7 separate regions of the Homo sapiens genome follow, and all the other regions are linked to region 3. A link is a loop called in an ENCODE intact Hi-C map of the cell type or tissue named here. Cell type or tissue: sigmoid colon. All regions are shown on one strand. Region 1 has its middle 240 kb from the start of MIR3668. Region 2 has its middle 94 kb from the start of LINC02941. Region 3 has its middle 4.9 kb from the start of CITED2. Region 4 overlaps FILNC1 (FOXO induced long non-coding RNA 1). Region 5 overlaps LINC02941 (long intergenic non-protein coding RNA 2941). Region 6 overlaps LINC02941 (long intergenic non-protein coding RNA 2941). Region 7 holds the start of MIR3668 (microRNA 3668).

Region 1 (4,000 bases), 1.1 Mb before region 3:
ATGCATCCCATTTGAACAACAAAATGCCTTCTTAGACCAGAGGGAGAAGCAAGCTTTAGGAGTGTTTATTTATGGAGGAGACTGTAAAGCTAGTAGATGTGGACAGTCTTGAATGCAATGTCACTGTCTTTTTTTTCTGTTGTTTCAGTCTGTACTGCTAAAACAAAATACCTGAAACTGGGAAACTGATAAATCACAGAAATTTCTTTTCTCACAGTTCTGGAAGAGGGGAAGTCCAAGGTCAAGGTGCTAGCAGATTTTGTGTCTGGTGAGAGCTGCTCTCTGCTGCCAAGATGGCATCTCTTGGTGAGTCCTCACAAGAAGGAAAAGAAAAGCACAAAAGAACACCTCCTTCAACTTTTTTTCTTCTTTTTTTTTTTTTTTTGAGATGGAGTTTTGCTCTTGTTTCCCAGGCTGGAGTGCAATGGCACCATGTTGGCTCACCACAACCTCTGCCTCCCAGGTTCAAGCGATTCTCCTGCCTCAACCTCCAGAGTAGCTGAGATTACAGGCATGCACTGCCATGCCTGGCTACTTCTGTATTTTTATTTATTTATTTATTTATTTATTTATTTATTTATTTATTTATTTGAGACAGAGCCTCACTCTGTCACCCAGGCTGGAGCGCAATGGCGCGATCTTGGCTCTCTGCAACCTCTGTTTCCTGGCTTCAAGCGATTCTCCTGCCTCAGCCTTCTGAGTAGCTGGGATTACAGGCGCCCACCATCACGCCTAGCTAATTTTTGTATTTTTAGTAGAGATGGGGTTTCCCCATGTTGGCCAGGCTGGTCTTGAACTCCTGACCTCAGGTGATCCACCCGCCTTGGCCTCCCAAAGTGCTGGGATTACAGGCATGAGCCACCGCGCCTGACCTACTTCTGTATTTTTAGTAGAGACAGGGTTTCTCCATGTTGGTCAGGCTGGTCTCGAACTCCTCACCTCAGGTGATCCACCCGCCTCGGACTCCCAAAGTGCTAGGATTACAGGTGTGCTACTGAGCCCGGCCCCTTCAACTTCTTTTATAAGGCATCACAAGGTTTCTAATCCCATTCATGAGGGATCCACACTCATGACAACTACCTCCTAAATGTCCCACGTCTTTACATATGATCAGAGTGGCAATTAAGTTTCTATGTATAAATGCTGGGAATGCATTTAGACCATAGCACCTATGAGGATTATGATGACGATACTAATGATGGGGATCATGATTGAGATGACTATAATGAATATTTATTAAGTACTTACTATGGCCAACAGTTATTGCACTACACATTTATAGAAAGTCATTCATGTCTTTCCCTTGGGCAGCCTGTAAGTTCAATATTAACACCATTTTACAGGTAAGGAAGATGAGGCACAGAGAGGTTGAATAAATGGGCCAAATTCATCAACTGCTAAGTGGAAGAGCCAGCACTTGAAGCCAGACTGTCTGCCTCTGTAACATTAAACACTCAATCAGACTGACCCTGATGGATATGGGGAAGATTTTAAGTGTTTAATGCAGAATGATGACATAAATGACTTGCTTATTTAGAACAGTAACTCTGCAGTTGAAAGGATGAATTAAATGTTGGGAAGTGGTTATTAAAATGCTGTTGCAGTGGTCCAGGTAGCCAAATATAAGAACATCACTATGGTTATTGTAGTGAGGATACATAAATAAAGGACAGATTGGAGACTTCTTGAGCAACCAGAATTGGCAGAACCTGTTGATGGATTGGGGTAATTAACATTAGGGCACACACAAAAAAAGGAAGGTAACATTTCATCTCCAAACTAGAAAAAGATAGATATGATTTAGTTGGGAAGATGAAGAACTTTGAGCATATTACCTGCAAGATACTCAAACAAAACTCAGTAGGACACAATTATACTTGCAGGGTGAATCTCAAGAGGAAAAGGATTTAAGTGCAGATGTGGTAGCCATCAGAGGAAAGAAGTTATTTTAAGATATGAGTGTGGATATCGTTTTATAAAGAAGGGTGAAGAATGACAAGAGAAAAGGGTTACATACAGACGATCTGTGGAGCAGCTGACTAAGTGATGTGCAAATTAGACTGGCAAGGAAAGACAAGAGTTAGAAAGAAAACCAGAGGAAAGAGATGCCCCAGAAACAAGAGAGAAGCAGGAAAATATTACATTATCACTAAGTCTAAGGTTTTAGGGCTCCTCAAGAGTATCCTTTGGAATTGATCATAATGATGCCCCCAGTGATCCTAAGGAATGCCCTGAAATGCGGTAGCTGGAGCTAGTCCCAATCGCAAGGCACTAAATTTTCTTCCATGAGCAGTTCAGTGCTAGTGACGAAGGGAGCGCCTGACTGATGCACAAAGATGACAGCTATGTGGCCAAGAGACCAAGACTATGAGAAAATGTTCCATTCTGGCCCTGCCCCCAGATGGAGCTGTATGCTCATCAGTGGAGCGATAAAATGCCATGGCCTGGGAGGCGGGGGAGGAAAAGTTCTCTGTAACTCTTACCATTCAAAAGTTTGTCAAGGCATCATTTTTCTTCAGAAGCAGAGAAGTCTGTCCCCTGTTGTTACTTGACAAGTATTAACTAAAAGCCTACTCTGTGCCTTAGGCTGGGAAATACCTTCCTACTATACTTAGAGTAAGAAGAAGAGGAAGATTCTCAGAAGGTATTTACAACTTACTCAGTAACTTCCCAGATTTAAATTACTTAGAAAAAGCAATATCAAGTCTGTAATCTAATATGTAATTGATACAGGATACACAACTTCAGGGGAATTGTGATGTCCTGAAATATTCTTTCAAATGCAACAGAAGGCACGAAGTATAATTATAAAATGACACTGGTTTCTACAAATCAAAGGAAAAATTGGTCTTTGTTCAAGGTCACACATTACATTCAATTAGATGTTTGTATTTAGGAGGCTATCCCGACCCACACATGCTTTCAGCTTACAGACCCACACATGTGCAAAGAAACACAGAACTCAAAAAATCATAAAAATCATAATGTATAAATTTTTCAGAGCTATTAATTTTTCATATGAAATTTTAATCCATTTCTTTTATAACCGGTAGTATTAGATCTCATATTTCTGTTTCATTCCCTTTCCTCACTTTGAAGCAGTTGATATATTTACATGAAAATGACCTCTTTGTTCTTTAGAAAATCATCTCAGGCTTATTCTCTACCCAGAATTACAATAATCCTATATTTGTGACATCTTAATCACCTCCACAGCAACCGATTGTGAGGTTAGAAACAGAGGATTAAAACTTCAAGTGGAAAATAAGAAGCAGGAATTGATGAGTTCTTAACAAACCAAGATTTTTTTTTTCTTCAAAATAAATTACTCCAAGGAACAAGAAAGGATTTTCAAACGAGGACTATGAAGAATATAGAGAAATACAGCAGAGCTGTTTATCAAAGTTTTCCTTGGTATGTCAGCAGGTCCTTTGGAACTGACAGTGCTGATCTAAACATTTCAATAATAATAGAAGTGTTAACAGTGATAGGAACAAATAATATTAAACACTGTCAACTGCAGCATTTCATTTTCACTGGCCTGACAACCACTGCTGCAAAAAATGAAATGAGGAGAAAGAGACTTAACTGTTGAGTCATTGCAAATAAGACTCTATTAACAATACTAGCAATGGGAACAAGGGTATTAAAATGAAAGAAAGCAAGAAAAAAATGAAAGAAAAAGAGAAAGGAGAGAGCAAGAGCGGGGGAGGAGAAAGAAGGAGAGAGGGAGGGAGAAAAAAAGGAACTCAAGCCTGACTCCTGTCTTTAATAGTGAGTGCAAGTTTTGGGTTTCTTTTTGTTTATATTTTTACAGGATACATAGAAACAAATATGTAATAAATAAAAATGGAAGTGTGTCATATTATTGAAAAATAAAACCTGCCTAAAAATATGTAGGAAACTGATGTTGATTCTTTAATGTTGGCCCCATCTCCACCTCACCACCGTGAACCAAAATAACAATCTACTTATTGAAGAGGACATGTCACCTTTGAAC
Region 2 (4,000 bases), 510 kb before region 3:
GTTTATAAAACAAAAACAGAAACAGATTCAGTCTCTGTTTCCCCAAAACCTTGGTTCGAGTTTGTGTTCCGCCTTCTGAAAAAAAGGAACTTGAAATTAAACATGAAACATGGTCGTACTCAAATTCTTCAAAACATACTTGTTAGTGAAGTTCCAAAGTGTTGACATCAGCAGGATATTCACAAACATGTGGGAAACAATTCATGCACTTTTAGTTACTGATAGAGTATTTGTTTGCTGTTTTACATGTTAATTTAACAACGTCTTCTGAGAATCAGAGACATTCATGTCTCATATGGGCTATATCCTTTATATCAAAAACTGTCATTCATACATCCCTCCAAGTCTCTATAAAGTTGTCTGCAAGTTGAAGTTTTAATGAACACAGTTTAAAGGGCCACAAAATCAAGTGGAAGGTTGGCAACCATCTGTTGAATTTGTGTTCCATAGATAGACAATCCCCACCATTTAGAAACTGGAGTGGATTGTTTTGCCCTGAATGGTGTGAATTTCCTCTCCAGGCAGTCCAAAAACACAGATAATGACCACGTTGTACTGGAGAGGCCTGGCCTGCTAGCTTTGAGACCAGAAATAAAATCATACATTGTATTCCTTTTTGAGGAGGTCAACTTGCTTTATGCACACTATCAAATCAATTCTCAAAGCATTCCATTGAAATGAGCAAGAGGCAGCTACAATATTCACTTTACAGATGAATAACCTGAGGCTCCAAAAGGTTAAGCAGTTTTCCAAGGTCACGTTAGGCCAATTCCACATAACTGCAATTACCTGGGCAGTGCAGGCAAAAAGCAACAAACACAGAGCATAGAAGGCTTTTGCTTAAATAGAGGTACAGTACCTGCATCACTAACGAAAAACAAGGACTGGGTCAGATTTATCCAAATAAGCTGGCCTATATGCCCAGATGATTGACAATTTTCTATTCTACTTGCAACTGGAAACAGCTAGGCAGAGAGAGAACAGGAATGAGGTCACAGATCTGCTATTTATAGGATACCAGCCACCACACTCAGCTGCTTTTCAGTTAAGGTGAATATTGAATGTAATTTTCTTTCTCCAACTCCATACAGAGGAACTACTTTCAGAAAAGGAAATTATAGAATTTAATAATATTTCTTGTGACATGGTGATTTGCTTTGTGACAGTCTGCACAACTTTTACCACATATTCATCTGGGCTTATTGACCATAAATAAAAATGCAGTCACATTCTTTCTCTTACTCCATGGATTTTTTTTAAAAATAAAGCAATAAAGATTCCATGGGCTTTTTCTTTCCCTCCCACCTACAAGCTATTCATTGAATTTGCAAAGTTATAACAAAACAGAACGCCAGTCTGGACAAGGAAAGCACAACATAGCCATTTATGAGGTAAAGAATCTAAAGCCACCTGATTTGCCTGTTTGGCTGCAAGAGTTAATTCCTATGAAAAATACACTTCCTCCCATTTCCTTTGGCTGAGGCTTGTGAAGGCTGCAGACAGTGAGCGGGGGAGGGCCCGAAGCCTCTGGTCTTTTGATGTAGATATTGATGCATGACACTAGCCCCTGCGCTAAATATCAAGTTTTCTTTCTCTTCAGCATTCCTCCTAAATGGTGAAAAGGGATTCCTTTAGCCCAAATGCACAGAGAGTAGTCCTAGTTGCAGATAAAAATGGCTTGTGTTTTCTGTGACTCACCAATCATAACCAAAACTAAAACAGCAAGCTGACACAGAAAGGTTCGAGTGACGTTCGAGATTATAAATAAAAGGCAAAGAAACAAGAGAGGAACCTGCCTATGGAGTGTCTCCAATCTTTTAATTCAGAAGGGACTGAGGAAGATGAGGGGCTGAGAACTCTTTACCTTTCCTCCAGGGAAAAGACTCTTTACCAACCACCCAGGAGCGCTGGGCTTCCCAGGCAGCCTGGTGCTGCTGCAGCTGAGGCTGATCTGGTCCCAGGGCCCTGTAGCTGGTGCCTATGTTGACCAGATCAGGGATCTTCACTCTGGCGTGTGAGTAGCAATCCCCTAAACTAATCTCATACAGCATGCAGATGCCCAGGTGCTACCCAAACTGGCATTGATTTGGTCAGTTTGAAGTGGGTCTCAGGAATCTGCATTTTAACCAGAATCTCAAATAGACCTAGGACCATACTTGGAGGCTGAAAAATTTATTGATAATGCCACCTGGAGGGCATTTCCAGAACTGCTTACACATCCAGCATGCCAGAGCACCACCTGAAACCTTGCATTTGATGGATTTACAGATTTTTTTACAGATAGTTACATGTAAAGGCCTAAGAACAAATCTAAAAGATATCATTTAAAGACTTCTTTTTACTGGCAAAATGAGACAGAGGTTACATTTGTTTAAGCAGTCAGGGCTGCAGCTGTCAATTTGAAATTGACAATTGGTTTTATAGGGCAAGATTTGGCAAAAAAGATCAGAGACATTTTAACCCTACTATCCACTTTTTTTTTTTTAACACATAAAAGCTACTTGTGGAGAAGCATGGTGTGTGCATGTGTGTGTTTCTTCCACTGACCGGTATCTTCGTGCCTTGCCCCTCCCCCTCCACACCATATGCCAGTCTTTCTTCCCGTGCCCTCACTGTTCCCTTTGTCTCATTTGACAGCCCTCTTTGTCCTCCTTTTGCCATCATTCAGCTTATTGCCGATACAATAAAGCTCACAAAGAGGATTGCTCATTGGTGATGGTGTTGACCACTTTATGAAGAAGAGAAGAATTACTAAAACCACAACTCAATGTTTTTAACATTTGAAATATACAGAGTACATTCATATTGTGCCATTTGACTTTCAGAAAACAAACAAACAAAAAACCAAGGTAAATATAATTATGCCCAATGAAGGCTTGACATTGAGAGAGTGTTAGGGACTTGTTCAAGACCACATTTGAGTAAAGAGTAGAGCCCGAGCTTGGACCCACAAAAGTCACACTGCTCTTTACAGCTGTACCATTTAGAAGAAGGAGGACTCTTAGAACTACTCAGGTTTTTGACATGATTGAGGCGTTTCTGTTTGAAACTCAGGTTTTAAAAAACTGATTACATAAAACTACTGGACTGTAAACAGGATTCAATTTATCCTGAAGTAATTTGTCCAATGGTGTAAAGAAAAGCACTTTTTGCATTTTCCTAGAAAGGGGGCAGGAAATAAAAAAAAAAAACAGCATAGACCCATCATCCTGTAAACATGTCTAAGGCATAAATGCTTTTGTCTCAGTTATTTAGCCACTTCTGGGTAAATGCTTTTGTCCCGGTTATTTAGCCACTTCTGAGATTACTGGTGGTCTTCCAAGTCAATCCAGTGAATCTCTGTAAATTTTAAGGTTGGGCACTAATCTGCAAAAGAAAAATACTCAACCACCCATTCTGTTTTAGTTGGAAAAACTCAGAATTAACTGAAATATACAACAGAATTAAATGATGTTTTAACTCTTTTGTTAAATCAGTCAATGTGGTTAAAGCAACAATTCAGAAGCTACTACGTGTGGGCAAGCACAGCAGACAAGTCACGTAAAGAATTGCTTGAAAAAGCCAATTTAAGGTAGTCAACTCTCAAGTATAGCGCTGTCCTCCAGGTGTTGTAAAACATCCTGAACATCATTTGAAGCAAATATTCAAGCTATTCAAAATAGTTTGTAATTGGTTTGAAGGGGGTGTTTTAAAAAATAGCTTTGTTATTTACAAACTATTTTGAAGTAACTTTGGAGAATCAAAAAGAACTTAATGCAATTTTAATTTGCGTCCTTTATCACCAGATCAGGGAAAACTGAGTTTGCTAGGGCTATGATTCCCAGTAGTCCAAGGAAGGGACAGTGTGACCCTAAAAGCAAGTCGCAGAAACCTTCATTCAAAGATAGAGCTTTACAGTCAGATTTCTATCTTACATTTCTCCAAAGAGAAACTGACATCTCACATACCTCACGTGGCTGTTTGTTTTTGTTTGGTTTGGTTTTCCGGTTCAAAGTATGCT
Region 3 (4,000 bases):
TTTATTTCTCAGCAAAAGTGCCAAGGATAGGTACATATTTTCTAGCGTAATCTCTGAAACAGTGTCTGACTGGTTTATAGTTCTGAGAAAGATGAGGCAGAATTCCACTTTGAGGCTTTTGTCCTATAATATTTAAAATGTACTCAGGTTGACTCAAAGGTCAAATTACAGTCTTTACAAGATGTTCCCTCTTAAGCATGCCCTGTTTTCCTGAATTCTGAGTTTTCCTGTTGCATGCATGGGATGCAAATCACCTGAAAATTATACTTTAATTTTACCTGGATAGATGTCTTATCAAGAAGACCATAGCTACAACTAAGTGGGTATCAAGTTTTGCCTTATATAATCAAGCAAAGGAAAAAGTAATATTGTGAAAATCTCAAATTATCCCAGGTGGAAGGAGAAGGAATTTTGTTTTTCATGTTTTCATGGCTTATCTTATGTTTATAAGAGCAACACACCTACCTTCAAGAAAAAATACAGACTTTTGTACGCAACTTACTAGGGGAAGTAAAAAATGTAGGTTGAGGAAAATCTTATAAATAATGCTTTAAAAGAACATTTCATTTAGACTCCGATTCTCATCTTAAATTCCATATTTTATAAGAAATCAGGAGGAGCGGATATTTAGAAGTGTTATGAGAGAGTAAGTTGGGCATAAAGGCTGCTTTAAGTATAATTCAGATCACCTGCATTTTATAATTTTATTTCCAAGGTAGGCCATGTAAAATTAAAATGCACACACTCCACTGGGTTTTTTATATACCTCTATAATTGACACTTTCTTCTTTAAAATTATGTTCAAATAAATATACTGAATCATCCAAAACTCTTTTTACCCTACTTTAAAAGCTGATCCAGATTTCCACATTAATAGTTAAAGCTGAAGTTTTCTTCAGCTAAGACATGTCAATACTAAATCTGCAATCAGCAATGAATCTTTCTGGCTAAGCATTTTCACAGTAAGTTTTTCTTTCTCTCTCTCTCTTTTTTTTTTCCAGAGGCTTAAGTGAAAAAATATGTTTGCATACATATTAATACAGCAACTCCAATCCTTTTTCACTAGTGCCAGGAAAAAAGGAAAGTGATTAAATGCATTTTTTTTTTTTTTTTTGCATAAAGAAGCCAAAGAATTGTCTTGCCACCACCCTTCACCATTTATTCTGCCAGGGAATAAGCCACAACACCTGCTCTGTCACTAAATTCCTCCTGCTGCTCAAACGCCGGAACACGTATGTGGAGATGCAGAGCCCAAGGAACTATTATTAGATCTTGAGCCCATCCCTACCAGAACAGAGGACTCAAACAGAGGAGCTGGGCTAAAAAGCACAATTTGTCTTCAGTACAAATACAAACGCTCCCGCACCCCAGTTCACTTGAGTGATCTCTGTTTCATTAAAAACTCTTTCTTGATCAACAATTGAGCAGATTCTACATGATATCTGCAGGTCTCTTAAGCAGAGAAAAATAACTCCTTGTTTCAACAACCTGATTAATGAAACCTGTACAGTGACCTAGATCACCCGGCTACTGGCAGACATTTGCAAAACCTTTTGTGGTCTTGCTTCCTACTAAGTTGCTTATAGCATATGGGGAAATTTGACCTCTGTACCTTGGCTGTTTGTCAAAAAGTTCTAATATGATACAAGAGAGCTTCTGTTCTTTAAGCTTTGCCCAAAAATAGACACTCCATGCTTGATTTTCAAGAAGAGATCAATGATAAGCTGCAGTGCAACCTCATAGCTACATGTCAGAAAAATAAGTCCACATTAATAAAAACGTATACTTCTGTCTTGTGCCTGATAAAATCCTCGTGACAGTATCTTTGCGGGAGCTGATAAAGACGTTAGAGCTATGGATGGGTCTTTGAAGAACAGTTACCTAATCACCACTGTTTATGGGGTGCTGGGCTAGAGCACTAGTAGCAGAAGGCTGACATCTATTGTGAAGTTTATGGTCTCCATGACTTTTACTACTGTAAACGCCTGGGATGGCTATAAATTGATGTCAACATTAAAGGCCAGATCCTTTAGAGAAAAATATTAATCCACTAATCTATTATGGGTGGCCAGCTTTGCAATAAAAACTTTGCAGCCCCGGACCATTAGGTGTTTTCGCCCCCTTGTGGAATTTATTTAGAAGGTCAATGAAAAGCTGTTTCCTCAAGAGCTTTTTCGCTTTTTTGTTTGTTTTGTTGCCATTTCTGAAGACTTTGTTTTCTTCTTTGAGCAAACAGCACATATTCGAGCAACACATTTTTTAAATCAAAGAAGATTCCAAAATAAACATCCTTTATAAAATAAGAATATTTTACTTACCAAAAACCTTAACCTATGATTAAGTGTGCATAATTGAGATTTGCCTCATATTTGAAAATATGCATTACCTAAGGGGTTTTCTTTTAAAAGTGTAAGGAGCAGTGGTTTGGGCTGATGCTTTAGCCTGCAAACTGAGGGGATGGCAAACCCTCAGCGCCTCCACAACAGGACTGTTGATTTGCAGTAAGGGTAAATAACAATGCATTTGACGGTATGAGGTTGGAAAGGTGGAGGGAAATATCCAGGAATGCAGAATGCAATTATCCACATTGGAATGTGACCAAGCCACCAGCCCTAATCTTGTGAAAGGACTGCAGGATCTTTAATGAGGATGAGTGTTGCTGTCTAATTGAGTCAGTAAAATTTACTTTAAAATAAACTGGGCAGATAACATTGTCTCCAAAAAATAAATAAATTTAGAATTCAAGGAATTTAAGACCCATGCCATTGGCAATTTTTTCCTCTGCAGTGGAAATGTTTTGCTAGCATGAAAGCAGCAGTACACCTCTTCAGAAATGCATGCTTCAGAGATGGTATTTATCATTTTGGGACTGCACCACTATCATCAAAATCAGCGCTCCCAGGCAGGTTGAGGCTGAGCCTCCAGAAGAGAACAATAGGTAGCACATCAAATGACTCAGCCAGTGAACCCCTATTATCATGGGCTCTGTTTGTCTTCTCCCCCTAGAATAGAAGGAACAATGGCAATGTCAGAATTTTAATTGCAATGGACTGGCTTAAATTACTTGACCTATTTTTATGCAGCAAGGAGAAAAATGATTCTTTTTTTTTCCTGGTAGCCATACTTTTAATTTAAACTGGAAAAGGAAATATAAGAATATTTTCCATCAAATAACATACTGCTGATAATTTTAGTTTGCCTTGTAGTGAGACCTACCTATATTTTAAAAAAATATTAAAACATCTGAAATAAAGAACTTCTTCCCTTCCCAGGAAGAAATTAAACTCATAAGTAATGCAGTAATGCTAAAGAGTGAGAAAATATTCTAAGAGCGGCTGGCGTGAATTTCTATCATATTTTGATATTTATACACAATGAAAGAAAAGCTATGATAAGTAAGAGTCTGTTGTGTTGAGGAACTGAATCCATGATCCTTGGGAAAGAGAAACTATCAGACCGACCTCTTCCATACTGTCTATGAACAAATAATGACTTTTTAGCGGCTGGATTCTTATCAGTTACTTCCTTCCCCTAGAGGAGCACTAAATGAAGCAGCCCCAGGAGGCAGTTAGTGGTGCTTTTTGAGAATTCAGCTTGGCTAAATCAGGACTTGCAGAGTGAGCAAAAAGCACATGAAAGAAAGATGGACGGTGAATATTATTACTTGCTTTATATGTTATTAGTTTTCATTAGGCTGAACTAATCTGAAAGATTAGTGAGGCAGGGGCACAACCAGGGGTGAGGACTGTGGTTCACGGAATTCTTGGAATTTTCCCATGGTATCACCATTGTGCTCAGCCCTGAAATCCCTCCCTTTCTTCCCTCTACAGTAGAGTGGTTACTTGATTACATTTTGGGTTGCTGAACAAAGCCGACAGGGGAATCTGTCTCCTGAGGAGCCTGTAGCAAGGCAAGGTTAGCGTGGTGCGCATTGCAGGAGATATGCAAATAGGCGAGTGGCTTTTGAAAAGTTAATAGTGCCCAAAGAATTCTGCCTGTC
Region 4 (4,000 bases), 490 kb before region 3:
AGAGATTAAGTGAAATATATATACACACACATATACACACATATACACACAAACATGCATATAATTGACATGGAGCATAATAAATCCCTATCTATGATTTAAAGATTTTAAAAAATCTATCACTACAAGGAATTTGTTGCCATAATTTGTTGTATAAAATAATATTTTATTGTTTAAACGATATTTGTCACATTTATAACTAATAGCAAAGAATTATTCCAAAACATATTCCTGAGATGAATTTTTGGTCAAAATTTAAACTGAAGCAAATTTGTAAGTTTGCAAAGACATCAAGTTACTTTCCCCACACTCATAAACTTCTTGAATTCAGTTAGCACTAGACGTAGCATATTACAAGAAAGGCTGTTTGTTTTGCTGTTTACAGCCCAAAAAGTACTGGATATCTCCCAGGAAATTCCAATTTTAGGAGGATTCCAACAAGCATGAAGAACTGAGTGGTTCAGATTTAGGCACAGATTGGAATCATAACATGGACATTATTCCAAGTCCAACGTGTCTGATCTTTGAGATTCAGCTTTCATTCATGCAGGTTCCAACAGTGAGGCATTTATAAATAAAACCTGGAGATAAAACAGGATTCAATATGTCAATATATAATCTTCATTACTGGCATAATAAAAATTAAAATGTACCACTTTCACATAAGCAAAAAAGTAATTTTTGTTACTTTTTTCTAAGATAGATGGCAGTTACTTATAGGTTTTTTTTTAATTTATGCTGTCCCATAATATACAAAAATGCTATAAAAAATGCTTAAAAACTTGAGTGAAACCAATGTTGTAAGATTACATATGCCCACCAAATATGCACTTTCATTCATGAAATTAGTTGTTCTTATGTATGTTTAAAATAGGCTTTTAGTAATCATTCATTTGTTATTTAACAAATTTTTCATTGTAATGTACAATAAATGCATTTATTTACTAGAGGTACTTATGGCTCTCAAAGCAAGTAATGCACATTGAACCATATATTAGTGGATTATTTCTGTGATATAAAGTTCAGTGTTCATCTAAAATAGATCTCTTTCTCTTTTTACTCTATGCCCTTAGTCCTCCTAATTTCTTTATCTGGTAAAATATCCTGCACAAGGAAGATATTTAATAAATGAGGTTAAGTAATAGGTAGGTCAACGGTAATATTAGAATTACCTTTCTACAAAGAGATGCATTAAGAAGCAATGTAGGTCAGTCCTGCAGAGCCTGACTAACAGGTTCTGACACAGGCAAACAGTGCACTTTGGCTAATCCTCCAGATTGCTTATTACCAACACTTGCAATTTTAACTTATTGGAGTCAATATCAGAAATAAAGATGAGAAAATGATTCAATCCATATTGCTACACTTCAATCACTGAGTTGAGAGACAAGACGTTTTAAGATTTCCAGAAGTTACAAAACCTGTCTCTACCCAATAATTGGAACAACCTGTTAACAAGTAAAAGTTATCACCAACCCAGTTTTGTTATCCACTGATGGTGTGTGTGGGAAGGGAGATTTACTGGATTTATCGATTTTATTTGACAATTTATATGCATAATTCTAAAGAATCTTTTCTAGCATAAGAAAAATGAACTTGGGACCACTGAGAGTGAGTTCATTAATTTTCCAGTACATAACGTTTTTATCTTTTTCACTAATTTTTTAATTTTTTCCAACTTAGCAGGATATATTTTCCTCATCTTCAGGATTTAATAGGTATATTTCCAATTTCACTAGTACACTAACAAACAGAAAAAAAAAGAAAGAAAAAATCATAGATATGTCAGATAAATATATACATTACATTTTATTATTTAACGTAAAAACATAAATAATTAGCCTGAAAGTAGCAAATATAGAAATGAGGAGAGCAAATTGTCATCCTAGCTTTGTCCTTACTTTCTGGGTGACCTTGAATAAGCCTCTTACTTTCCTGAGCAATAACTTTCTTGTCTGTAACATAGAATGATCATGCTCATTTCGTCTTTCACGGCGTTGTCATAACATCACATAACACAATTTACGTCAAATACTTTTAAAGCATAAAGAATTATATAGTAAAATGTTAGCCTTGTTAAAAACCAATTCAAAATATGAAATGCAATCCTCTTTAAAAAGATAAATTAGAACCTTGGGACGTCATTATTGGCATTTCAAAATGATTATTTGCTTTTTAAACAAATTTACTGCAAGATTAGTACTTTCATTTAAAGGAGAGGATAAAAGAGAAGAAAGAGAAATTTAGAAAATTCTCTGAATCTCTGGGAATAAGCGATTACTCAATTTCTTGGTTTCTGGCATAAAATGTTTAGTAGAAGACTTTCTTTGAATTATTCAAATTATATTAGGAAGTAAGTCTGAATTTACTACCAATATGAATTTCACACCACTGTATTCAACCAAGAGGCATTTGAGCACCCTCTCACTGTGATTATTGTATTTCAAGCATTAGGTAGTTCTAGGGGTCAAACTTTGCACTGTCGTCTGTGTGAATGGTGACTCTAGAGTTCAGTTCTATTCGGCCTGCACAGCCATATGAGGCAGCTCTGAGCAAGGAAATTTGAGTCTGTTTCTATTACATTGGAACTGAGTCAATGATCCCAATAATGTAAGGACACATTACCAAGCTTCCCATAATATATGTGAAACTACAAATTCTAAATTCCAAATCTAAAAGAACAGAGTATTTTCTATCTTAAGGCTTTCTAACACACTTTTAAATAGAAGCCACTCATTTAATTATGATAGGACTTGTCAGGAACATAATTACTACATAAAGCAAAGATTTCAAATGTTTCTTTCACTAATCTTCTTCATATGTCTAATAACTGGGTATTTTCTAAATCATAATCTTTATTTTTGAATGCATTTCACATTCCCATCATTCTAAGCCCTCTGTAATATTAAAAATATGTTTTTATCAGCCATCTACTTTCAATATTTTAAAATGTTGGTAGCTCTGGGGCAGATGGAAATAGGCATGATTACGTGTTGTAAAGGTGTCTTGGGCTTATGTTCTAAGATCACAGATTACTCTGACTTACCTGTTTTCATTCCTTTCTTTTAGATGTTTACCTCCTTTGGGATTATTTGCTGCTGGCTAGAATGAAAAGACAAACATTCCCTTCAAACAGTATGCCATTGCCTAATAATTTTGCAAGCTCAAATGAAATCCAACCAAATTCAGAATTTAGATTTTCCTACTGGCTTGTGTAATTTTTGTTTGTATGGGATAGAATCAGGTTCCATCTTTTATTCTCCTTCAGAATATCATTAACAAAGAAAACTTTGAATGTTAGTTGGTGGGATAGATACATTGACACTGTTTACATAGCACTGTTTCCTACTCGGGCCTGCACACAAACATTCGCACACATTTTCATGTACACACACTCCTGGGGAGGTCAATGAATATTACAATTCTTCTTCTGGAAATAATCCTTAAGAATGAATGAGCAAAAGACACAGTTTTCAACCCTATTTTCTCTTCTCTTTCTCTCTTTTTCTTCCCTCTGTTCTTTCTCTCTCTCTCTTTTTTCCTTCTTTTTATTTTTTTCTTCCTGGAGAGGTTTCTGAAGTTCAACAGTGATTCTTTAATTAAGAGAAAAAAAAAACCACACATACACACACTAGAGAACAAGAAGGAATAGTAAACAGTTCCCTCCACTGCTAGAGGGGTTAGTTACAAAATAAACATTTCACAGACTGGACCACATCTCCTGTAATGAGACAGCTCTGGCTAGTGAGACTGCAGCTAAAGTCCCCCCATTAAGGGCATTCACTCGAAAAATTAAGCGACCCACTTGTGTTGACTGAAAACATCCTTGCAGAGGGTTTTTGCAATCACCTACAGCATTTTTTGACAATCTGCCTTGTGCTTAACACTGCCTTTCCTGAAGGCTCTCTCTGCTGTGTTTTGTTTTAATGGTTCAGCCTCCTCACTGGTGATTCAAGGTCTAAGCTCTTTCTGTTAAGCCTCTGTATAAAATAAAACTCCT
Region 5 (4,000 bases), 610 kb before region 3:
AAACTTCACCTACTCAGGAATTGAGATTTGCTGATTTGCTACAGCTAGAAATGTAATCAAATATTTGCGTTAGTTTTCAACCACTCAATGATTTATCATTCTTTTCATTATCTATTGTCTGGCTTCTAACCACCATCTTGAGTATAAACGGTGAAGATGGCAAATATAGGAAAGAATGGTCTTTTACTGTAGGAACCTACAAGTAATGAAGTGGGACCAAAGCAGTCTCTGAACCGGGCTTACATCTTTACAAGAATGTCTAAGAGAAGAAAGGTCGCTCTCCAGCATGTTCAGTCGCAGCAGCCAAAGAATTTATGACAGTGGAAAATGAAGAAGGTGGAATAGGCCAACAACAAATTAGCTGATTGTTGGTGAAGCAATAGGGGCCAGGATACCTTTTATAGGCACACGTTCCAGTCCAGTGAGTCGCCTTTCAGTATCCATCAGAACCCCCTAAGTAGTCTGCTTAAATCAAGATGAGTTGTCTGGTGTGTTCTACAGCCCTAGACCCTACCACTAAGTGGGAAGAGAGGGAGAGAAAAAGAGGGTGCAGGGAACCCTAGAGAAGCACAGGGCAATTCAAGTAAAAGTGGGGAAGGAATGTACCAGCTGTGCACTATCAATATTTTCCTATCAAGACATCCGCTGCCTCAGGATCACATGGTGATGAATCACAACAAAGACCCAACAAAAAATGTTGACACTTTGAGACTCTTACTTAAACATGTACATCAAAAAAGTGGGAGGGGGAGGTACTCCAAGCTGCATGACTTGATATTGACTTGATCCTTGCACAGACTACAGTCATCATTAAACACACATGCTCTCCCAATTTGTATGCCCATACCACAGTCCTCACTCCTTGTTGAGCAATAACAAGGAGATCAGTGTGACTGGAACCTAGTTAAACTATCATGCTCATGATGCTATGCAGTAGCTCTAGATTCCATGTTATAATGTGTGACGTTACCAAAATAATATCCTAAATTATCACAAAGTGGTATTTTAAAAATGCAGTTTTGCGATCCAATTACTTCACAGGTCACATGGCCTCAATCACTGACCTTAGAACTTAACAGCCATCTATAGTGTTTCCATGAAAAATATGTTCCAGGCTCCAAACAGCATTCTTTTAGGCAAACTTTTAGAACACAATCTGCTTAGGAACTGTCTCTACTGTTCTGTGATACGTTTGTTTTGCACATGAAGTTAATTTCGGACTCTTTTCTACAAAGATATTTCCTGCCCTTGGAAGATGACTTCAAATAATAAATTGTCACCAAAAATGGACATGAAACTTTTAAAAAGCAGTAGGGAGGTGGAAAAGATGAACAAGCTGAAAACAAGTCCATTTTGGGAAGGTTCTGAACATCCTGGTTAAGGGAGTTTTTCATTTTAAAGGAAAAAGTATTCATCTGATGTGCTTCTTTGTTCATGGCACTTAATATAGAATTCTACAATGTTAAAAATAGGAAGTCAGGTTTATATGGTGTTTGCTTTAATGACACTAAACTGCCTGGAAATAGCAGCACATGCTATAACAAGTTTCAGATATTAAAAGAAAAGCTACAATGCTAAACTCTTTTCAAAACTTTTATATGAAGTCCCAGGCTTTGTGGACATTCAGGAGTAAATCAGGGCTAATACGGGAAGCTTACAGATGGTAAAATGGCTTCAGGCATCCCAATTATATTAAAAAGTTGAAAGCGGCAGATTCATATTCTCCCTTTTTACATGTCATAAATTCCAAAGTGTTGGTGTCAAACTGTGTCAATTGCACTCATTTATTAATACTTGGAATACCGTCAGTGAGCTGCCTAACTGTTATTATCCATTTATTCATTTACAGCCATCTAATACTAACAGCACCAGGCACAGTTTTCAATCCTTTCCCTAAAACCATACATGCCTCAGGGAGACTTACATAAGCCTGCATCTGGGGAGAGGGGGGAGGAGGAAATAGCAAATTGCAGGATCTGCTGATCTTGGATATAGGTCTCTCTGCAGGAGCTTCCAAATGTGTCTTTGTTTATGTTCTGGGCTCTGGGTTGTTGTGGGGCAGGGATCTAAGGAGGAAGGAATTTGTTGCCTCAATAAAAAAAAAAATGTGGAAGAAAGGTTAGGTGAAAGACAGAAAAAAAAAGACTATCTCCGTGTATTCTAAAACAAATATTTACACATTCAAATATCATCTTTTTTTTTTTAACTATCTGATCTTCAGTCTTGGATGCAGTGGTTAATAAACCCTGATGTCTCCACACAAAGTAAAAAAATAAATAAAATAAAAAATGTATGGCAACAATGCCATGATTCAGACCCAAAAACTACCCTGCATAAAACATTCATTATAATTAATGCAGTGTTTCTTGGCTGGTATTATTAAGACCTTAATTTTCCACTTGGTGGAACTTACTGTATGTAGTAGAAAAATCACTGGCTCTGAGTCAGAAATGCCTTGATTCTAATCCAGCCCCTGCCACTTCTTAGCCATGCCATGTGTGTAAATTAGTTGACCTCTCTGAGCCTTGGGTTTGTTTTCTTTAAAATGTGACTTATAAGGAAATATTAAATGTGACGATTAAATAAAAGAAAGAAAAACAACTACACAGTTCCTCTAAATTGCAGCTTTCCTCCCTCACCCCTTTCCTCTTTAAGAACTGCACAGACATTTTTAATAAGAAAGGATATAAGTGATCAAAATAATTATTCTGAAAACATATGATTCATTGCAGACATTGGTAGTGTGCCCTACGTGCTATTGGGCATGAAAGAGTTAAGTGGGAACGTCACCTTAGAGTCCTGGGGGAAGGGCGGAAGGGAGGGTAATAGCAGATTTAATAGTGTTTCACAGGCAGAGTCCTGGTGCTGTGCAAAGCTCCAGATCGTGTTTCTTCTTAGACGCCAATCAGTCAGGAAGTGATTCTCAAAGAAGTTTACATTGCCCTACTCTCTTTACACTGCAGCACAGTAGGAAACCCAGGACACAGAATACTCACAAGAAAGATGCTAGCATTTCCTGGGATAATAGGGAAAGCAAATGAGCCTCATGTCACATAGCATATTATAAGGAAGCAAAGCCTCCTACACAACATTATACTAAAAAGACCAAACTTATATTAAGCCTTGAACAGTTGCATATGTAAAGACCAAGAAAATAATCCAAATAGTAATCAAAAGCTCTAATTCTTCTTCAATTCCAGTTCATGTGCTACATTTTGAGAAGCATGACACAAAAGTGTGCATGCTCTCTCACACACACACATGCACACACACACAAATATACACAACTCATGCAACACATGTTCACACCTTCTGGTCAATACAAGAAAAGAAACCTAGATTATATCAGAACACAGACAGTCTTACTAGTCAGGCTGTGTCTTCACCACATGCTTAATGGAGAAAAATGGGTAAGGTATATCAGAACTTCATCAGAGAACATTCCAAAGCTGTTACATACATTTATGCTTGTCAAGTGTGTAACATGCACATAATTCTCTTTTATTCTTTCACCCAGTATTTATTTTCTGTTAGCTAGAAGAGGGCATAGGCTTTGTCTATATTGCTTACTTTTAAATTTGTGACCACCTGGCATGTAGTAGGTGCTCAGTAAATATTTGCTGAATAAATTAATGAACATTTCCAATTCTAGGGGGGATTCTGCCATTTTAAATAAGCAATTACAGTAGAATAAGCTAATTTGATTTTTGATATCCCGAGGAACCTTTCCAAGCCCCTTTTGTTGGTAGTTTTCTTTTTAGAACACTGTCTGAACTAGGCCTATCTTATATGGCTTTGCTCCAGCTGACTGGAGATTCACGTGGTAGCCTGTGGAGAGGTATCTACATGAAAGATAAAGACATTGGTTATATTTGTACAGATATTACACTGTGCTGCAAATAACCCACTCTGTCTTTTGTTTTTCTTGAGACAGAGTCTCACTTCTGTCAACCAGGCTGGAATGCAGTGATGCAATCTCAGCTGCAACCTATGCCTCCTG
Region 6 (4,000 bases), 700 kb before region 3:
CTTCCACCATTCTTGGAATCGCTGCCCACAAAAATCATACACAAATGGGATGCTTCAATAATTTCTAAGTGGGGGAATGCCTAGGAAATGCAATAGACTGTTATCCTCAATCAGGAGGATATACAATCTGTTGATACAGCCTGGGGTTAGACAAGTAATGTCTCTATGACAAGGTGCTAAACTATGCTCTATCTTCCAATAGTACCTCTTCCTTCTCACATCTTCCAACTGGTATCTCTTCCCAGATTCTCTACTTATTCTCTTTTTTTCTATATACCCATATATACAGAAATATCTTTCAATCATATGTGTACAACTCCAAAATTCTTATTTCAAGATTAAATTATTTCTCAAGCTTATTCCTGTCTTACGTTTTCAACTGCCTGCTACTTTCCCCCCAAAATCCACATTCTGTTAAACCAGATGTCCTTCCTGACTTCTTTATTTCTATGTATGTGCCAAAATTCCCCTAGTCAGCTTAAAATTCAGTCATCTTTTTCCATTTCCTGTCTTCATCAATTCACTACTATCACCTTACATTTACATTTTGCTCCACAATTTTCAAACTGTTTCTATCTATATATTTTTATTTAATTGTAATAAATATGTGAAGTATGGGGAAATAATGCCTAGGTACTTGCTAATAGTAGTCCAGTTCATGAACCAGTAGCATGGCTGTCACCTGCGAGACTTTCAGAAATACAGAAGCTCAGCCTCCATCCCAGACCAACTGAATCAGAATCTGCAATTTAACAAGATCCCTGAGCAAATGATACATTATGGTGTTTTAAGTATTAATCTATTACTTGGAAAAGGTAATAGATTTGCTTAAGATATCACAGGCAGTAAGTGGAAGAACCAAAATCGAAAACAAAATATTCTAGCTTTCCAAGCCCAAATACAACGTTATTACAGGTGTGGTCCTCAGACCAGCAGCATCGGCATCATCTTGGGAGCTGGCTTAGTAAAATACAAATGCTTGGGGCTTGCCTCAGACCTCTAAATCAGAATCTCTGGGGGTAGGGGCCAAGGAATCAGTCTGTTTGCAAGTTCTGTTGATAATTCTTACATATGTTAAAGCTTGGGAAGCACTACTTTAATGTAAAATATATCTACTGAGTTCAATTAGGTGCCACTTTGTCTGCCATCATTCCTTCTTTTCTATGTCCTTTTCCACCTTCATATCTAATTAATGATTCCCTTTTAGGAAATAAGCTAATAGCCGTCTTCTTCTTTAACCAACCAATCCAGGTATCTCTCTCTCTCTAAATCATCTCTTATGCATTCATTCATTCAAAAAACATTTCAGTGTCTCAGACAATAGGTTCATTGCAAAAATTTCAGTGGCTCCCACTGCCTCCAAAACAAGGCAATTCTCTTCACATTGCCCTTAATGAACCTTTCCATTGCCATTAATGAACCTTTCCATTGTCCTTAATGGGAACCTCAAACTCCCATTTTTCTTATCTGCCACTGTTGTTCTGTATAAGGCTATACTCCAGACAAAAGGTCAGGAGGAAAAACCCAAGGCAATCCACTAAAACAAGGACATACCTCTAGGTGAGATTCTGTCTCCAGCAGCAGAATCTGAGCTGGTGTTGAGTCAAAGCCTTTGCAGGGAAGACACTCAGGCTCTTCCTCCTGGAGCCAAAATTTATCTTAAAAAACGATTGGCTGGCTGGGCGCTGTGGCTCATGCCTGTAATCCCAGCACTTTGGGAGGCCGAGATGGGTGGATCACCTGAGGTCAGGAGTTTGTGACCAGCCTGGCCAACATGGTGAAACCTCATCTCTACTAAAAATACAAAAATTAGCTGGGCATGGTGGCACATGCCTGTAATCCCAGCTACTCGGGAGGCTGAGGCACGAGAATTGCTTGAACCCTGGAGGCAGAGGTGTCAGTGAGCTGAGATCACGCCACTGCACTCCAGCCTGGGCAACAGAGCAAGAACCCCATCTCAAAAAAAAAAAAAAAGAAAAATTGGGTTTGACTCACTGTCAGAATTGAAAGAGGCATGGATGTATAGTGAAAAACATGGACCCAGACAGTTTTTCACAGTATGGAGGGAGTTTTTTGAATGGTTGACAATCATTTAGTACAAGCACCAACTATGAAGCCACATAGATGAAGAGCCATAAACATAGTTAGAAAGACTATAGGTAGAGGGCCATGTTCTTTGAATTGCCCAGTGTCAGGAATGTAATAGGCATTAGAGAACTTCAAATGACTCCTCATCTTATTCTAAACCAGATAACTGGGTTCCACTGTGATGGAACGTCTTATACTAAATCCAGTGCCTTATCGGCAACAGCCTGAGGTGTTCTGATACCCACTGAGGACTTTACATTACAGCAGTAATTCCCAATTTTGGCTGCATGCTAAAATCATTAGTGGAGTTTTAGAAAAAAAAATTATACTTAGTGCCTTTATCCAGAGACTATATTTAATTGATGCAGAGTGAGGACTGGTCATTTTATTTTATTTTTACTTCCCCAAGTAATTCTAATGTGTGTTCAGGTTTAAGAACCACTGCCCTGTACAGTGATCCCGATACTATGTGACCTGGTAAAATGGTAAACATCATACCACACCATCTTGTGAAATGGCAGTCTAATATAGTAGGTCTGGGATGGGGCCCATCATTCACGTAACTAACAATTTCCCAGGTGATGCTGATCCTACTGATCCACAGATCACACTTCAGGTAACAAGGCGCCATATGACTCAAACTTCCATTATTGTTTCCTCTGCCCTCCAAATGACTTTTTCCTCTGTGTGCAGTCAAAAATGGAATCCTCCCTTTAAAAGGGTCCCCATATATCTTATATAGTTTACTCATTCATTCCATAAATATCTGAGTCCCTACTGTGTGCCAGACATTGTTATAAACGGTGTCTAAAGTGGCTATAACTTATCCCAATCAACTTCTTTCAAATAAACGTCTGAATAAAATAAATCACACTATGTAAAATCAAGAAGCTGATATTGGCATTCTACCTTGAAAATGTGCAGATCCGTGGCTGTCTTGGAAATGGCCAAACAAGGCAAAGGGAAAAAGTATGGTATAGTGTGGAGATTACGCAACACAGGATAAAGAACAGAAGCCTAAGTACTGTGTATCTGAGTCTCTGTTGCCTCATTTTTAAACAAAGATGATGACAGTAGCAGCATCACAGGATTGTTGTGAGTCAATAAGAGCCTGCATTTAACAGTGTTTGTGAACAGAAATGTATTATATTATTCTCATAAACTGGCTCTTTATATTGAAATCCTGAGAAAATTTTCCAAAAGATTAACTTCTCATTTATGTGTAATTCCTTGCAAATAAGTTCTGCCAATTTTTTTAACCATTTAGCAGCTTTGTGAACTTAGCATAAATTTTTTAAATAGAAGAGGAAAAATCAATGATAACAAAGCTAATATGTCTTTTCCTATAATAAAGACTTCATAACTACATACTCAGATTACATATGTAGATTTTTAAGTATATGAGCTTCAAATGAGTTCTTTGTACATTTTAGAGATGCTATAATAACTTCAAAGCAGTAAGGGGAGGTAATAAAATATGCAAAGCCCTACCATATAGACAGTTTCCAAACACATACTGATGAGAAGATCATCTGTCTCAACAAAGTCACATGCATCCTATTAAGAAAAACCCTTTACAAGTGGTTTCTTTACATCTCTTTCTTATAAAGAGAAGGGAATTGCCATCACACCCTTCAAAAACCAGGATGCTTCTTGTTTTATAGATCATAGAAATTTTGCATGATTATTTTCTGCTCTTGAATTGGGAAATTCTTCAACACACAAAGTAGTAAGTTTAGGTCATTTCCCCCTTTTTTAGCCTTGGCAACAAAAACTAAACTTGAAGAAAATATTTTTAAATACTTATTTTTTTAATAAAAGTTAACTCTAGTTATTCATACAAAATTTCAAATTTGTGCTGATTTTTCTCATTGCTTTTCATACTTTGATTATATTTGTCCAATTTTTCTTC
Region 7 (4,000 bases), 840 kb before region 3:
AAGATCAAGACACCAGCACATTTTGTATCTGGTGAGGGGCTGCTTCCTGATTCAAACATGGCCATCTTTTCATGTATCCTCATATGGGGTAAGGGGTCGGGGATCTCTCTGTGGTCTCTTTTATAAGGGCACTAATCTCATTTATGAGGGCTCCCAAAGACTCTCCATCCTAATATCATTATCACCTTGGGGATTCGAATTTCAACATATAAATTTTGGAGAAAAACATTCAGTCCATTGCAGTTTCTAAAACTGAAGATGAAGATGCCTTTTCAGTTTTCATCAAATACAAATGGGATTTTTTTTTAGAAACAGGAATAATCAATCAACAAATCACTAAATGACTAACAGATATATCTGGATCATGTGACTAAGCAAAATGAGACTGGTTAAAATCACTCATTTCACCTGTGGGTATTCATTATAGTTCCCATTTTAAAATGTGAACATGTAAGTAAATTTCAAAGGTCATACATCTAGTAACGAAACAGGAAAAGTTCCCTTGTCCCCTCGCCAGGCATGCGATGCGGGTGTGGCTTGCTACTTCAGTGCCCCGCTCCTCAAACCTCTAGGGGAGCATACAGATGGGCAGGCTGTGGGGCTCCGCCCCCAGGGCTGAGTCTAGGGGTGAAAGTTTACAGCTCCTGAAGCCCCAGTGGGGTGTGTTACAGAGTGCTCTTTTAGTTTGTGGTCTATAGGCGACTTATGTCAGCTCAATTAGACCCTCTACCTTGTCACAAGGACAGAGGGCTTTCTGTATCCCAGGGTTTCTTGCCTTGGTGTACTGGAAGAATTGGTTCACATGTGGGCTTGAAGAATGAGTGCAAGGTTTTACTGAGTGGAAGTAGCTCTCTGCACATGGGGGAGCCAGAAAGGAGATGGTTTTCCCCTGGAGTTGTGCCACTCAGAGGCGCGGGCTCTCCCGGGCTCTCCTCCAACCACCCCAGCCAAACTCCACGTTGTTCTGCTGGTCAGTAGCCTGCCAGCATGCGGGTGCTGGTGCATCCCTCTGAACATCCTGTGCCTGTGTGTTCCTCTGCTGATGTGCTCCTCTCAATGTCCAGCTGCTTCTTCTCTGCCTTGCTAGGGTCTTGGTTTTTATACACACAGGATGAGGGCATGGTGGGCCAGGGTGGTCTTTGGAAATACAACATTTGGGCATGAAGGCAGGAGTGCCTGTCCTTACCTAGGTCCGTGGGGGTGGAGCCCCAGCCAGGGACCACGCCCTTCCTCTACCTAGCACTTTCCTTCACCCCTTCCATATCATTTAAAGGAGCCACGCTCCTCCCTTCCCAGCACTTCCATATCAGTAAGATGGAGTTTGAGTTTAACTTTTTGACTCCAAAAATGTTCATTTGTTTTCTGAACAAGCGATGCTATTGATGACATTGACAAAGGTTAGGGTTACAGTGAAACAAAACTGATTGATTGATTAGATAGAATAGAAAAAAACATATATATTATTCTAAGCTTTTCCTGCCATCATCTTTTCTGGGGAAAAAAAAGAAATAATATAGTTAGTTATAAAAAAGATCCATGGTTCAGCAGATGCTGGTCATATGTCTTAATTTTGTCACTGCCTTTCAAAATAGAGACACAAAGGGCATAATACTTTCAGACTTCAGTTTCCTCATATATAAAATTGCAGAGATTGATCAAAACTATTTTGATAGAAACTATTTTGATCAATCTCTACATTTCATATATTTTAGGCCAGTTAAACTCTAAGACATTTTTAAATAGTTGTAAAATAGTTATAAATAGAAGAGATACAGAAAGGAAAGGAGAAAGGACTAGTGTAATATTTTTCCAAAATACAGCCAGGCAAGAAATTTTAGACTACCAATGACTCTCTTCCAATATCTTTTTCTTTGTACAAAATATACTTCAAAAAAGCAGATGATGACCCCAGTGTGAGGGAAAGAGATTTAACACCTGTTTCACTCATTTTTGTGTCTTATTATATCACCTTGTGTAGAAATGAGCATAACTGATCATTTTCATTAGGTATTGTAAAATAATAAGGGCTTGCAATTAAAGATATGTACTATAAGTTTTGTAACACATTTTAAAATTAGAGCCAATATAATCATAGAATTTTAAATACAGGATGTAAAATAAATGAACTGCTATATATTTCAACAGATACCTTTACTATCAAAACATGAATCTAAATCATCCGTAATGCTAATCTCTTTTCCAAAGTGTTAGAACAAAAATGCCTGTATTATAGTATCATAGTTAGTTGCTGTACTTTCAAAATATTACATGATTAACAGGTAAATTACATGGTATTGATAGTAACATTTCTTTTTTAAAAAAAATCTTTATTCAGTAATATTCAAGGTAACCAGTACCTGGGAGAATCTCTACTCAAAGAAGTTGTAGAAAGAAACCTGAAAATATTTCATGTCTGTTAGGTTATGAACATTTGCATTTGAAAATGAATATCCTAAAGATTTAAGACCAAAAACAAAACTAAATCAAACAAGTTTCCTTAAGCATCCCCATCAATGATTTTTCAAATGGTAATTAATAGCACCAACCAACATAATTCAGGATTGGAGAATCTATGACTCACAATAAAAGCCTCTTTGGGGTGCCTAGGTTAAGAGAACATACAATTATGTGCAACATGAACTTAAAAGGAGCAATTAGAATGAGTTGCTTTTGACACAGACAATCATTTCTGACATTGAAATCTCAAAACATTTCAGAATCACATATTAAGGGAATGTTCATTTAATTAAAGAAGAATCAGAAGATTCAGATATTTATATTGTGTCAGTTTCATTCACTTTGTAACTAGGGTTGGGAATAAAGCACAAAACTTTAAACTGGACATTCAGATGTCACTGCTAACCACAGACTTACATTCTTTTGCTATTTATACCATTTGTTTACTTTTTGCATTTCCTTAGCTTGGACAGGGACTTTCTGCTTCTAGTCAATTTCACTCTTATTTTTGGCTCATAAATAAATTTTCCAGTACTTCTGGAAAATGTTACATCTAACAATTTTTTTGCAAAGAGATGATGGAAACATTCCTATTGGGATTTAATAAACTGGATGGTGAGAGTTGTCACTACTATCCCAAGAGATACCCACAGTAACCAAAAACATGTTTCCCAATTGTCTCTACGAGGTTGACAGCAGTAATAAAGAATATCTCCTCTCCTTTACCTTATCAGCACTACCATGTGATACGACTATTCTATTCTTTACAACAAAGGGTCTCCAAGGTTAGCCTGGCAACAGCTCAAACATACTCCAGCCCCACTTGAGTTTTTTTAATGATTCATTGAGAATTTCTGTCAATATTGTAGCCTGGAGAACTAAACTCTGCTCTCTGCTAAGTTCAATTAACTCTGGTCTCCTGTCAGTAATCAAATTTTTTTACATTTAATCACATCCATTTTATTTAAAACTAAACTATAGAGTACCATAAGCCTACTATACCTTTCTTTTTTACAAAACCTGCCAAAAGGTAAGGTGATGTTTTGCTTATAATAAGTTATAGCTCTTATGGATTAAACATTCTCCGTTAAAAGGAGTCTAGGACTTAATTTCCAGATCAATACTCATCCAACACTTAATCATTAAGGATGCTTGCCAAGGAAGTCTGCCTTATTCGATTCCCAGTGCTGTTATTGTTTTAACTGGTGATCTTGAATTCACCTACCAACCAGCTAGAAGTAAATTTTTATTTATTTATTTCATGGGTCAGTCAGAAGCAAATTTCCACACCACTGTAGCCAAACTAAAAATGAATATGAAGTTTTAAATACAGCTTGAGGAGGAAGGAAAGGCCATTTCCTTTCAGCAACTCTCAGTTTGGCCCTCACTGTGTTATGACAGATATCATTTGCTTCAATCTGTAGAAAATACTCCTATTATAAAACACTCAGCACCTCCTCAAGACAGAGTACTGAGAAACTGTTTTCCACCAATATTTTTGACAAATGCCCTGTACCTCAAAAGTGGTTTTCTATCACAGTAA

The links. Peaks named below come from ENCODE experiments on the same cell type or tissue, not always from the same donor. Only the 100,000 strongest peaks of a DNase experiment are listed, where the experiment ranks them.
Region 1: a loop joins it to region 3, with 11 times the contacts of the local background. A loop is called at or near these places in 55 of 110 quality-filtered maps.
Region 2: a loop joins it to region 3, with 4 times the contacts of the local background. A loop is called at or near these places in 61 of 110 quality-filtered maps.
Region 4: a loop joins it to region 3, with 7 times the contacts of the local background. A loop is called at or near these places in 12 of 110 quality-filtered maps.
Region 5: it touches region 3 in a loop (6-fold over the local background); 43 of 110 quality-filtered maps call a loop at or near these places.
Region 6: it touches region 3 in a loop (3-fold over the local background); 32 of 110 quality-filtered maps call a loop at or near these places.
Region 7: a loop joins it to region 3, with 2.9 times the contacts of the local background. A loop is called at or near these places in 7 of 110 quality-filtered maps.

The regions. Positions count from the first base shown.
Region 1 is chr6:140,439,884-140,443,883 of GRCh38, reverse strand. No RefSeq gene overlaps it. Among named protein-coding and RNA genes, the nearest start is that of MIR3668, 240 kb to the right of the region's middle. In sigmoid colon, a CTCF peak has its summit at 2,398 (motif pointing right); a DNase peak (open chromatin) is centred at 2,403.
Region 2 is chr6:139,880,047-139,884,046 of GRCh38, reverse strand. No RefSeq gene overlaps it. Among named protein-coding and RNA genes, the nearest start is that of LINC02941, 94 kb to the left of the region's middle. In sigmoid colon, a CTCF peak has its summit at 2,204 (motif pointing left); no DNase peak of the experiment used is centred here; H3K27ac peaks cover 422 bases.
Region 3 is chr6:139,367,790-139,371,789 of GRCh38, reverse strand. No RefSeq gene overlaps it. Among named protein-coding and RNA genes, the nearest start is that of CITED2, 4.9 kb to the left of the region's middle. RefSeq lists an enhancer at 2,153-2,971. In sigmoid colon, CTCF peaks have their summits at 1,940 and 2,141 (motif pointing left); a DNase peak (open chromatin) is centred at 2,089; H3K4me3 peaks cover 2,229 bases; H3K27ac peaks cover 876 bases.
Region 4 is chr6:139,855,866-139,859,865 of GRCh38, reverse strand. FILNC1 (FOXO induced long non-coding RNA 1) reads right to left here. Exons shown (of 3, transcript NR_038399.2): 2 at 3,047-3,102; 3 at 1-581. Among named protein-coding and RNA genes, the nearest start is that of FILNC1, 87 kb to the right of the region's middle. In sigmoid colon, no CTCF peak of the experiment used is centred here; no DNase peak of the experiment used is centred here.
Region 5 is chr6:139,980,840-139,984,839 of GRCh38, reverse strand. All of the region lies in intron 1 of LINC02941 (long intergenic non-protein coding RNA 2941), which reads right to left. All of the region lies in intron 1 of LOC103352541 (a long non-coding RNA gene), which reads left to right. Among named protein-coding and RNA genes, the nearest start is that of LINC02941, 6.5 kb to the right of the region's middle. RefSeq lists a silencer at 1,834-2,128. In sigmoid colon, no CTCF peak of the experiment used is centred here; no DNase peak of the experiment used is centred here; H3K27ac peaks cover 552 bases.
Region 6 is chr6:140,072,755-140,076,754 of GRCh38, reverse strand. All of the region lies in intron 1 of LINC02941 (long intergenic non-protein coding RNA 2941), which reads right to left. All of the region lies in intron 2 of LOC107986652 (a long non-coding RNA gene), which reads left to right. Among named protein-coding and RNA genes, the nearest start is that of LINC02941, 98 kb to the right of the region's middle. In sigmoid colon, no CTCF peak of the experiment used is centred here; no DNase peak of the experiment used is centred here.
Region 7 is chr6:140,202,959-140,206,958 of GRCh38, reverse strand. It overlaps MIR3668 (microRNA 3668), which reads right to left and starts at 1,707; the gene lies at 1,633-1,707. In sigmoid colon, no CTCF peak of the experiment used is centred here; no DNase peak of the experiment used is centred here.